Linked DNA regions of Homo sapiens: region 1 is linked to region 2. The links are chromatin loops, found by intact Hi-C in ENCODE. Cell type or tissue: dorsolateral prefrontal cortex. All regions are shown on one strand. Links, peaks and the distances in the headings refer to the core of each region. The heading gives the core; the rest is flanking DNA. Region 1 has its middle 76 kb from the start of LINC01479. Region 2 overlaps LOC105369812 (a long non-coding RNA gene).

Evidence for each region. Hi-C counts contacts between places; a loop is a spot of excess contacts. Peaks named below come from ENCODE experiments on the same cell type or tissue, not always from the same donor. Only the 100,000 strongest peaks of a DNase experiment are listed, where the experiment ranks them.
Region 1: a loop joins it to region 2, with 5 times the contacts of the local background. A loop is called at or near these places in 1 of 110 quality-filtered maps.

What each region holds. Positions count from the first base shown.
Region 1 is chr12:67,850,370-67,855,757 of GRCh38, reverse strand. No RefSeq gene overlaps it. Among named protein-coding and RNA genes, the nearest start is that of LINC01479, 76 kb to the left of the region's middle. In dorsolateral prefrontal cortex, for the core only: no CTCF peak of the experiment used is centred there; no DNase peak of the experiment used is centred there; H3K27ac peaks cover 1,374 bases.
Region 2 is chr12:67,454,934-67,460,321 of GRCh38, reverse strand. The region is part of intron 4 of LOC105369812 (a long non-coding RNA gene); the gene reads right to left. Among named protein-coding and RNA genes, the nearest start is that of LINC02420, 15 kb to the right of the region's middle. In dorsolateral prefrontal cortex, for the core only: CTCF peaks have their summits at 2,005 and 2,221; no DNase peak of the experiment used is centred there.

The DNA of each region.
Region 1 (5,388 bases), core at 231-5,230, 400 kb before region 2:
CCTTCCAGAATATGTTTCCAGATGAATTCAGTAAAAGTACATAGCTCAAAAATGGACAATAATGGACACTGTAGTCAGAATACTTCAAGCTGAGCAATGGAAATAAATTCTTCCTGACTTAAGGAAAAATAGAATTTATTGAAATGAAATTCATTAGTTCACAGAATCACTGGAAAGGCTGGGGAACTAGACTCAGAATGGGCAGAAACAAGAAAGGCAAGGCAGCAGGTAGGACCACATTTCATGTCAAAAATCCAGTCCAGAGAGGACTTGCTGCCCCCACTGCTGTACCCTGGATATCAGCACTTGCAGCACTTCTGCCAGAGTTAGAACTCTGGAAGCTTCCACAGCACTGCAACTCTGCTTCCCCACAGACTGCATGAGCTATTAGAGCTACCACCCTCTATCACCAGGACACATTCCCCTATCCTGCCCTTTCATGATTCTTAACTCCTGACTCAATCTGTGTATGAGTGTCTGATTGACTGAGCCTAGGTCACATGGCCACTCAAGCCACATGGGAGGCTGGGAAAGGAAAAATCTGGTATTTTCTGGAAGGTTCTGTTAGTGAAACCCTGGTTTTGCATCCCAATTAAGCCCATAACATAAGGAATTTTCCAAACATAGTAAATCAGTGAAGTTAATGGACAGTCAAAAAGAATGACAAATGTCAGCCTCCAGCCATTTTGAAAGTAGATTCTCCACCAGGCACTCTGCTTACTACGCCAGATGCATCATTTTGGAAGTCAGAAAGTCTTCTTCCAAACAATTCATCAACATATTCACTAATGTGCTTATCATCTTTATAACAAACTTACTCTCCTTTTATAGATGGGGAAATGGAGGCGTAGAGAGGTGAAATAAGTTTCCCATGGTCCCATAGGCAGTATGTTCTACAGCTGAGTTTTTAAAACAGATATTTCTGACCACAGAGCCCTTGCCTAACCACTCTACAACACTGTCTCCTCCCCTCCTGCCCCCTCTCCTGTGACAGGTTTAGGTGTAAGGTCCTTTCCTGCATACTAGTGAGACATTAGGGTCAACATAGAAATAAAATGTTCACTCTATATGGTATTTAAAATGATCATTAGGAGCCAGTCTTTTTCTGAACAATTCATCAATATAATTCACTAATGTGCTTATCAGTGATTAATGAAGACTGGTTGCTGTACATTCCTGGCAACATAAATACTGAGTCTATTACTCATTAACAATCTTTTAAGATGCTGTCTTCTTGGCTTGCTTAATGCCAGTCTGAAATGAGTTTCCAGAAATGGCATTTTAATCCATGATATATTTTCTTCCCTCTCAGCCAGGAGGACGTATTATGAAAAGAAAGTGTAGCTTTGGATAAAGCACATATATGCAAAAGCACAAATGCAATATGTTAAGGTATATTCCAGTTCTTTTCCTACCTAATCCTTTTTGAAGACAGTCATATAAACACTTGAGGGGCATGAGTTAAAAAAAGGACCGTTGCCATCTAGGTTGAAACTATGAATAAATCACATCAAATCCTAAGGATTCTAATAGTGAAGTTGTGTTTGTCAGGCTGGGAGCTTGCACTACCAAAATGGAAAAATAAAGGCAGCTTGGAAACCTATGTCAAAAAAGTATGGTGGCACAGAAACAAAGGTAGCAGGGGGAAGGGAGGTCTTTGAGGGAACAGGACAGGCAGAGGCATTCAACAGCCGAAGGTACAACCTGTGTCCAAATGTGGAAGGCATTTACAGTTGCTTTTCAGTTACATGGCTCTGTAAGACAAAGGACCACATGTCAGGTAACTCAGATAGATCCAGGGGAAATATGAAGAGGAAAATGAAGCGAAGAGGAAGAAGGTGAAATGCCAAAAGAAATGGATAGTTTCATAAAAGGAACAACCAGCCAAACAAGGTTCTCATTCACATATCCACATACTAAACTATTTTAAGCATCACACTCCTAGACAGTTACCAATAGTATATCACACTTTATTTTATGGCTATGAAAATTAAATTCATTATATAAATTTTAATATGACAGTACAAAAAGAAAAATGTTTATGTTGCCACAAGAAGTTTGGTTTAGATATTTCTCACTGTAGGGAGTGTTGTTTCTCTCTAATTGGTGCCTTGAGGATATCTGTGCATTTAATTTCCCTGAGAAGGTGATTTGGCTTTTTTTTTTTTTTTGTCTGGGCTTTTATATTGCTTCAGATTTTGTTCCAGAGTATAGAACTGCCAAGTGAAGTCACTGCCACATAACCTTGGAAGAAAAGGATGTCTTTGAGAACAGAATTCACGGTGTAACTATTTTTGCCCAAAGAAAACCTCTTAAATGTATATTGTGCAAGAACTTTTCTGGGCTCTGCTTCAAACTAAATTGGCCTAGATTTTCATGCGGATGCACTGACAAGTGTTTAAGGCTAGATGATAAATCAGAAGCTTATATCACTACAGTAGCTATTCAGCACAATGAAGACAATCCCTCCTACCCCACCCCAGGGAGAACATTTTCTCCAAACACATGATGTTTGCTGTTAAAAGAGGTCACTTTATTGAAACTCGAAGTCAATAACACGAAGACTGGCACTTTCACTTTGGCACTAACTTCCCAACATCCCAACCTGTATGGCATTATAAAACAGGACCATACTGCAACCAGATGTAAACTTTCTTCCTGTCTGGATTTGTCTACCCTTGTTCTTTGCTTCTATAGCACAGCAAACCTTTCAGTTTTTTTCTTATTACGTTGTACTTATGTAACCAAACATCCTTAGGCTCCAGTAGATACAAATGAAGTCATTTTAATCCTCATGAAATAAATGTCCTGTTCCTGCCCACAGCTGCCAGTACATGCAAATCCACTCCTCCCTCCACTGTTCTTCCTCCCATCTGCCAGTATGTATCTTTTGAGTTCCCAAGTATCTCATATGTGCTGTGAACAACTTGATCTCTCTGGTCGCTGTGTGATGTGATTTTCTTTTCTTTTTCACATCCCTCTTGTCCTTTTCCTGTTAAGCCACTTAAGAACTTTGCTTTGCTGCTGATATTAACAGTGCCTACTATACCCAGCAACATCCAGGCCAAGGGCATGTATTCCTGCAGCTCCCAAGCCAACAGTCCGAATGTCCCAGGGCTGTTTGTTCACTAGGTATTTAGTGAGTGCCCACTGTGTGGACACCGTGGCACCCTCCCCATCACTGCTCTATACTTTGCTACTGGGCCCTTACCTGTCACTACTTGGGATTACTATTTTGGAAAGGTTTTATGAATCAGCTTTTTAAATTTTGACTCATAACTCACTGAGCAGAGACTCCAAACCAGTCCAATAGCCAAGGCAGAAGAGAAAAGCATTCCACCCCTCCACTGGCCTCATCCCTTTCTTCTCTATCAGGAGCTCTTCCAGGCAGAGCAACAAAGGGAAAGAAATCCTTATTCTTTGCCTAGAAAATGCAAATCAGTGCACATTTATTCATGCAAACTGATTGTCAGAGAGGTGATAAACCTTCTAGTTTTACCAATAGCTAAGCTCTCAATCCTAGTCTTCATTTAGCTATGACATTCTGCTATCCTATTCTACTGATATCTATGAACATAACAGAATATATTTCTTAGTTTCCTACTAGATTACCATTAACTTAAGAATGTTTCAATTTTACACTCTCTCTGTCCCCACACAATACTTAAAAATAGTGTCTTATAAATCATTTTTAATTGATTTGATGATGACTTTTCATGTGTAATCCTAGAAATCTTAAGGGATATGACCCAATGTCTTTACAGAGTCACAGTCACAGGAAACACCAGTTTGCCTGCATAACTTGAGAAAAAACTTATATATTTTTACTATTGGCAAAATATTGGCATTTTGTATCATGCATTCACTATCCAGAAACTTCCTAGATGTCTTGTCTTGGTATCACTCTTATCAAAGTCTCATATGTATAGCAATTACAAAAACCAAGCAAACAAAATCTCTTGTTCTCTTTTTATGCCACCTAGCCCTTGGGTACCACACTCCCATCTTGTGAGACCTTATTCTCTGCCCCGCGTTCCTTCAATTTCTCACACTGAAAAAGCCGCTTGTGAACTATAGTTTCATCTCTCATTTTCATCACTTTTAAAATGAGAATCATCATCAGAGAAAAAAATCCAGAAGCTGACCTGGAAATGTCTATGATAATGATACAGTAATAATTTTTCCTCATTAAACATACAGCTTGTTTTTTATGTTCATCTTTTTAATGTTTTATTATTTTTAAAACTTAAAAGCGAAGTCAGAACTGAAAAAACTCTCTTTTTAGATAATGTTAGCAATTTTCTCTGAAGGAGAAAAGTTCTGACACAAAGCATGAGTGTGGCTATAAAACATGTTTTTCTGCAGGATCTCAACAAGCTATTTTTGTGATATTTTTACCCTTTTAAGATCTTATAAATTCAATCAGCATAGAATTATCAGAGGGAATCTGAGAACAAATTTTAAATGCATTCAACTAGTGTTTAGGAAAAGAAAATGAAGAGCAAGCCATTTGAATACTTTTCTGCACACTCCTCCATATTAGCTGCTTGTTTTGGTCATCTTTGCTGTGTAACAAACCACTGCAAAATTTAGTGGCTTAAAAATAACTCTTTCCCTTTCATGACTCTGTGAGTTAACTGGGATCAGCTGGGTAATTCTTCTGCTCCATGTGATTCCGTTTGCAGCTACAATCATCTAATGATTCAACTGATCTACAGTGTCTAAGGTGGCTCAGACATGTCTAGGCTTTTGAGAGGAAAGCTTAGAAAGCTGATGCCTTCTGTCTACCTTCCTCCTGTCCATCTCAGCTGGGATACTCAGATAGCTGGGGCTTTTTTTTTTTTCTTTCTCTTCCTACATAGTCACAGGGTCTCTCCTACTCTACATGTGGCTTCTCCACTAGAACCTGCATGGTGGCTCAGGGACCCCCAAAACACAAAGACTTGGTCACAGACCTTCCACATACTCCTAGTTAAAATAATACACAGGGTGAACCCAGATTTAATGTGGAAGGGAGTAAACGCTAGAAAATGTGATTCGTTGGAAGCCATCGTTGGAGATGAGCTACCACATTATCCCACCCCCCACAACACACAATTACCAAAACTAATGTGTTCTTTAATAGTAAGTATTTTCTTCTGTCTAGATAATTGATTTAATCTGATCTATTTTTTAGTTGAAAATTTTCTCATAGTATCCAAAAGTCTTGTTTTAGAGTGGTTATTGACTTTTTTTCCCTGAAATAATTAAAACTGTGTGTATTTTCCTTTAGAAATACTGATACTCACAATTTTAGGTGATTTAGATAGTTAGAAGCATGAAGTTAAAACCTATCTAACAATCACTAAGAGTACTATCCCAATAAAATAAAACTGAATGTTCTTAGAC
Region 2 (5,388 bases), core at 130-5,129:
ATAATTATATGTCTTCAATATTCCATCAAAAGCTTTGAAAGAGTTGCCATAATATGGTATTAAATCTTCAAAAGACTTGGCTTTCTTTTAATTTCAACAAATATTAGTAGAAAAATCCTCAAGGCCAGACAACGGGACAAGCCCCTAATTTAGTAATAAAGACAGGAAAATATTTATTGGGGGTGATATAAAATAATTTCCATAGGCCCATTATAGTAAAGAGCTCAAGGCTAGTATGAGGAAAGCATGAATAGAGTTTTGCAATGAAACTAAACTACAGGTAAAACTCCAGGTTGGAATATAAACGTTCTTTCTTATATCTGAAATGAGGGTAAGATTAAAGAAAGGCTGGGCATTGAGTTTCTGTTCTTCTTTAGCGTACTCCAGTATAAGGCAAGAAACATTCACATACATATGCAGAAAAGGGAAGGGGATTCTAACTGCAGACTCCCTGGCATCTAAGTCTCAGATATTGTTGGAACAATAGGAACCCGTCGATACCATCAGACCTATGAGCATAGTTGTTATTGCTTCCAAGATCTACTGATGTCACAGCTTGTGAGGTGTGTGACTGTGCACTTTCTAAATACGGGCTGCCCTCTTACTGCCATCTCACCCAACAAGGCTCATTGGTAAGATGGCAAACACAGGAGGTCAATAAACCCCTGCAAAATAAGATCTACATTTTTATCTCTTCTGTCCTTTGACTCTGCATGACTTGAAGAAACTGGGTAGTAGATTCTGTTGGGAAGTTTTCCAAATAGAAAGAACAAGCCAAGCAAAATAAAGAATGACCTTTCTTTCAAGAACCTTTTTTTTTTTTAAGTATTCACTTGAAAAGACACCAAGGCATCCTTCCTCTACTCTCTCCATTCCTACTCCAACCACAGCAATTGCCTGTCTACAGAAATAACCCTTAAGAAGTGGTTGGGAAATGAATGTGATGCCTGCCATCCTGGGCTGGTGCTCACTCACCCCCCATAGTCTGGAAAGTCTTGGTCCTCGTAAATCTCATGTGCTGTGTCCTTGCTGCCATGCCAATGTTCTATTTCAAGGTCTACTACTCTGACCCTACATAATAAAGAGTCATTAATTATCTCATGTTCACACTAGTCATCATTACTGGGGTCTGACTTAGCATTTCATCTAGTAACAGCATTTTAGGGATTAAACTTTCTTAGATTTACATTCCAATGGCAATATTACCATGTACTCAAAATGCAAGTAAGTCCAACTTTTAACAAATAATACTCTCACAGTTACTTAGCAAATCAAGAAATAAATATTTTAACAGCTGAAATTTTGTCTGTTACAGCTTTTTCAAATAGAAAAAAACTGTCTATTAGAAAATAAAAAATATTTTTATTATTAATTTTATTTTTTAAAAATAATGCTGTTAATGCTAGAAAGGATGTAAAAGTTGCACAACCCTTTTACAATTGTAAAACCGTTTGATTTCTTAGATGTGAAAACTTTCATAGTAATAATACATTATTTAATAAAAATGGAGAACCCAAACCCCTATACACTGTTATCAATGAGCCTGTGACTCTTGCGTGAATGAGTGAAAAACACTCTGTATTTGGAGATCTCTCTGCCAGGGATGCCTATTTCTCTTCTCATCTGAGGTCTGGCGGTTGATGGAATAGACAGAGACTGCCCAACTATGGCCACAGGGTAGGATTCCTTTGCAGAATAAAGAGAACTTGTGGACCCAAAGAGAAGAATTCCTCCTAGATCAAGCCTCACTGGAAAATTCCACTTTAATCCATGAATCAGAGGGAAAAACTGGAGCCAGCCCTGTCTGAAAGTCTAGCAGTTCCTAACCAGTGCTGAGCCTGTGAAACTCATAGTCTAGCAGGAGGTCGCTGTGGCATCAGCTGACAAGTTGAGTCTTGCTTAAAACAAATTCTGTCGGAGCCATGGTGATTTCTTGGTTCTTCCAGGACTTGGGGAGGACTTCAGAGAAAAGGCAAAAATGCTGAGCATGAAATTATTCTGAAGATATGGAACGCATGGAGAAAGAGTCCCTACTCCCCACTCCCGAAGCAGGAACTCTTGGCTTTTCAATTTCGTATTCTCCATCCAGAGAAATTCCCAAGGAGGCACCACACTCCCAGTTCTCCCTTTTTCCTTGCCTTCCCAACAGCTACACAGAACTAAGAAAAGGCCATCATTGCGAGGGTGGAAGAGAAGATCTTGAAATACTCATCATCGTGTTTTCTTTTTCAGCACTTCCTGTCCTTTCCCCTAGTGGGCAGAAGGATCCACTTGGCCTGAAGAAGAATTAGAGTTATGACTGGAAGGCCGAGGGAAAGGAGAAGTTATTGTTCTGAAGTTTTGTTTCCACCCAGGCTCAGGAGGAAAGGCAGTTCAGAGAGTTTCTGCTCAAAGATTTGTGGGCGGCCACTACCAGGAGGGCTGCTGTGAATCTGGCTGGCTCCTGTCACGAGCACAAGACTCTGCCCCCTCACTTGTTTTTTTCCTTAGGGCTGGGCAGGGGCCTCCCATGACCCATTCTCACATTGCCGCAGATGATCCTCCGTGACTCCAGAATGTGCTGAGCCCATCTGATTGCCCCTTGTGGATGGCCTTTGTGTCAATAATCCAAGACCCTTACAAAACCTACCTCCCACCCCTGGAAAAAGAAGGCTGAATCCTTGACCCCAGAGGGTGGTGTTAGTGAGGGAAGAGATCCAGCAACACTTGGTGAGTGGGGCTGGTAGATTAGGGGTGGGAGAACTTACCTCCTAACCCAGCAAACAGTGGTGTTTCTGAGAAGGACATTTTGAAACAAAAAAAAAAGTTTGTGACGCCTGCCTTTCTAAATATCTAAGGATTCTGTGAAGATGCTTGCTATGTTGATTGTGATCCAGGGGTAAAAGTCGTGTTTATTGCTGGCCTCCATTAACTGGCCTGTGCCAGGCCAGCACTGCATACTTCTAAAACATTTCATTTAAGCTTCACAACAGCCCAGTGGGGGTAGATAGTATTTTATGGATGAGGAAACAGACTCCAGTGCTTCTGATATTAACCACTAGGCTACATTACCTCCCAACAAGACTGGATGATAGAGAGTAAGGATGATACATTCCTTAAATATTCAATTTCTTAAAATAGATCTATTTTATGATAGATTCTGTTTTAAATAAATATAAAATGCTACATTTTCAGTTGGCAGTGGCAAGAGAATGGCAAGGGAGATAGATTCTTCGTTAATATTCAAGTTATCTCCTTTCCAGGAGAATTTGCTGAGGAATTCCCTTGACATATCATCAAAAGGGTAGTTCTCTGTGGGACCCTCCCACTTCAACACATTTAGTACCACAGAATGAATGGGGAAATAAACTGACTAGGTCTTAAGGCTGATTTTAGGAGATGTGAGGTATTTTCAAATTAGGTCCTTCAATGCTTTTTTTTTTTCTCCTCTGTATGTAAAGCAACATATTTCTGCACCATTTAAGAGAAAAGAAAATGAGTCAGTGTGAGCTGCCAACAGCTGGCTGACAACCTTGAGCACTGGGTGGGTTGGAAACCATCCAGACTTTGCATAAGGAGTTCATTTTGGGTTAGTTAAAAAAAAAAAAAGGCGGGAGGTGGGGGAAGGAGTTGGCCCAGATCCTGTTCCACAAATTCAGGAACAAGGAGTTGAGATTCCCTTCAGAAACTGCTGGAGGGTGGCTCTGCAGGTCCGTTTGCCAAACACTATTTGACATCTGCTTGTTTCCCTGCCTGACACAAGAAGAACCGTTAACTGTCCAGGTTTTTCCTCTGACAAGCCAATGATTCAATGCAGCAGTTGAACCATGTGAAGGTTAATTCCCTCTTTTCTCTATATCCCTTTTAGAAAGATCTATTATTTCTACAGACTTCAGATTTTTTTAAGCTTCTTTGTCTTCTTCCTCTTGAATCTTACTCACCCTCACTTTGGGTTTAGCTTATTAGGCTGAGGCTAAGTTCCGTAGCATAACAAAAAACTACACATTCATTAAAGAATTAAATCCTCTTAGTTCTCTAATGTGTTTCACCTTTTCAGAGTAGTAAAAATGTCATGTTTCAAAACAGTAATAGCCATTTTTAGTTTCAAAGTAACAAGTGATCAATGTAAAAAACATTAGACAATGCAGAAAGGTATAAAGAAAACGTAAAAATCAACTGAAATTCAACCACTGGAGAAAACTAATCACCATTAACATTTAAATATATATGCTTTCCATCTTATTTTCTTTTATTTTTCTTACAAAGGTAGTTATAAATTATTTGGTAATCTGATTATTTTTACATATACATTGGATATATTTCCATGGGACTACAACAGATCAATATCACTGTTTTTAAGAGGTACACAGTACTTCAATGTATAAATGTTCGTTGACTCATATTAATAGACATTTTTGCTAATACAAATCATGCTGCAATGAACTCCCCTGTACATACATCCTTGCCCACTTGTCCAATTACAGCAGGTCCTCACTTCATGTCCCCTATAGGTTCTTGGAAATTGTGACTTTAACTGGAACAACTTTAAGCAAAACAACATATAAGGAAACCAATTTTACCAAAGGCTAACTGATATAAACAAGAGTTAAGTTCCCACAGCATATTTCTGGTCACTAAAATATCAAGCTTCTAAATAAAGACCCCAAACACTTGTAATATTAAACATTAAAATAAATGTGAGCTATACATACATTTTTAAAAGATTAATAAAAATAAGTCAGGTCATTTTTTACCCAGTTATTCCAGTTCAGGGTCTTGGGTGACCAGAGCCTGTCCTGGGAGCTCAGGGTGCAAGGTGGGAACTAACTCTGGACAGGACGTCATCCTATCGCAGGGTGCACTCACACACCCGCCCACACCCACTCAGACTGGGGCCATTGAGACAAGCCAGTTCACCTAGCATGCACAGCTTCAGAATGTGTGAGGCAACGGGAGTGCATGGACAGAAGCCATGCAGACATGGGGAGAACGTGCACACTCCACACAGACAGTGGCCCCGGCAGGGAATCAATATTTTTTCTTGTCAATGTTGCAAGAAAATAATGTTGAATGACAGGAAAAACATTATTCTAGGACCTACTGTATTTCTTTATAAGTTTCTCTGAACAAACTTTGCTAGATCAAGTTATATATTTTTTTAAGACCTTTGATACATAGTGCCAAATTGCCCTCCCATAGAAAAGGTGTACTTGTTTAGTCAATCTCACTGATTTTGTAAGAGTGTGGTTTTTTCCTCCTACTCTTACAAATGCTGGGTGTAAGCCTTTTTTCCCAATTGAAAGATAAAAATTGGTACCTCTGTATTTCATTTTCCTTCGTTAATAACAAGGTTGAATATGTTTCTGTATGCTTACAGCTATTTATATTTTTTCTTTTTTGAACTGTCTG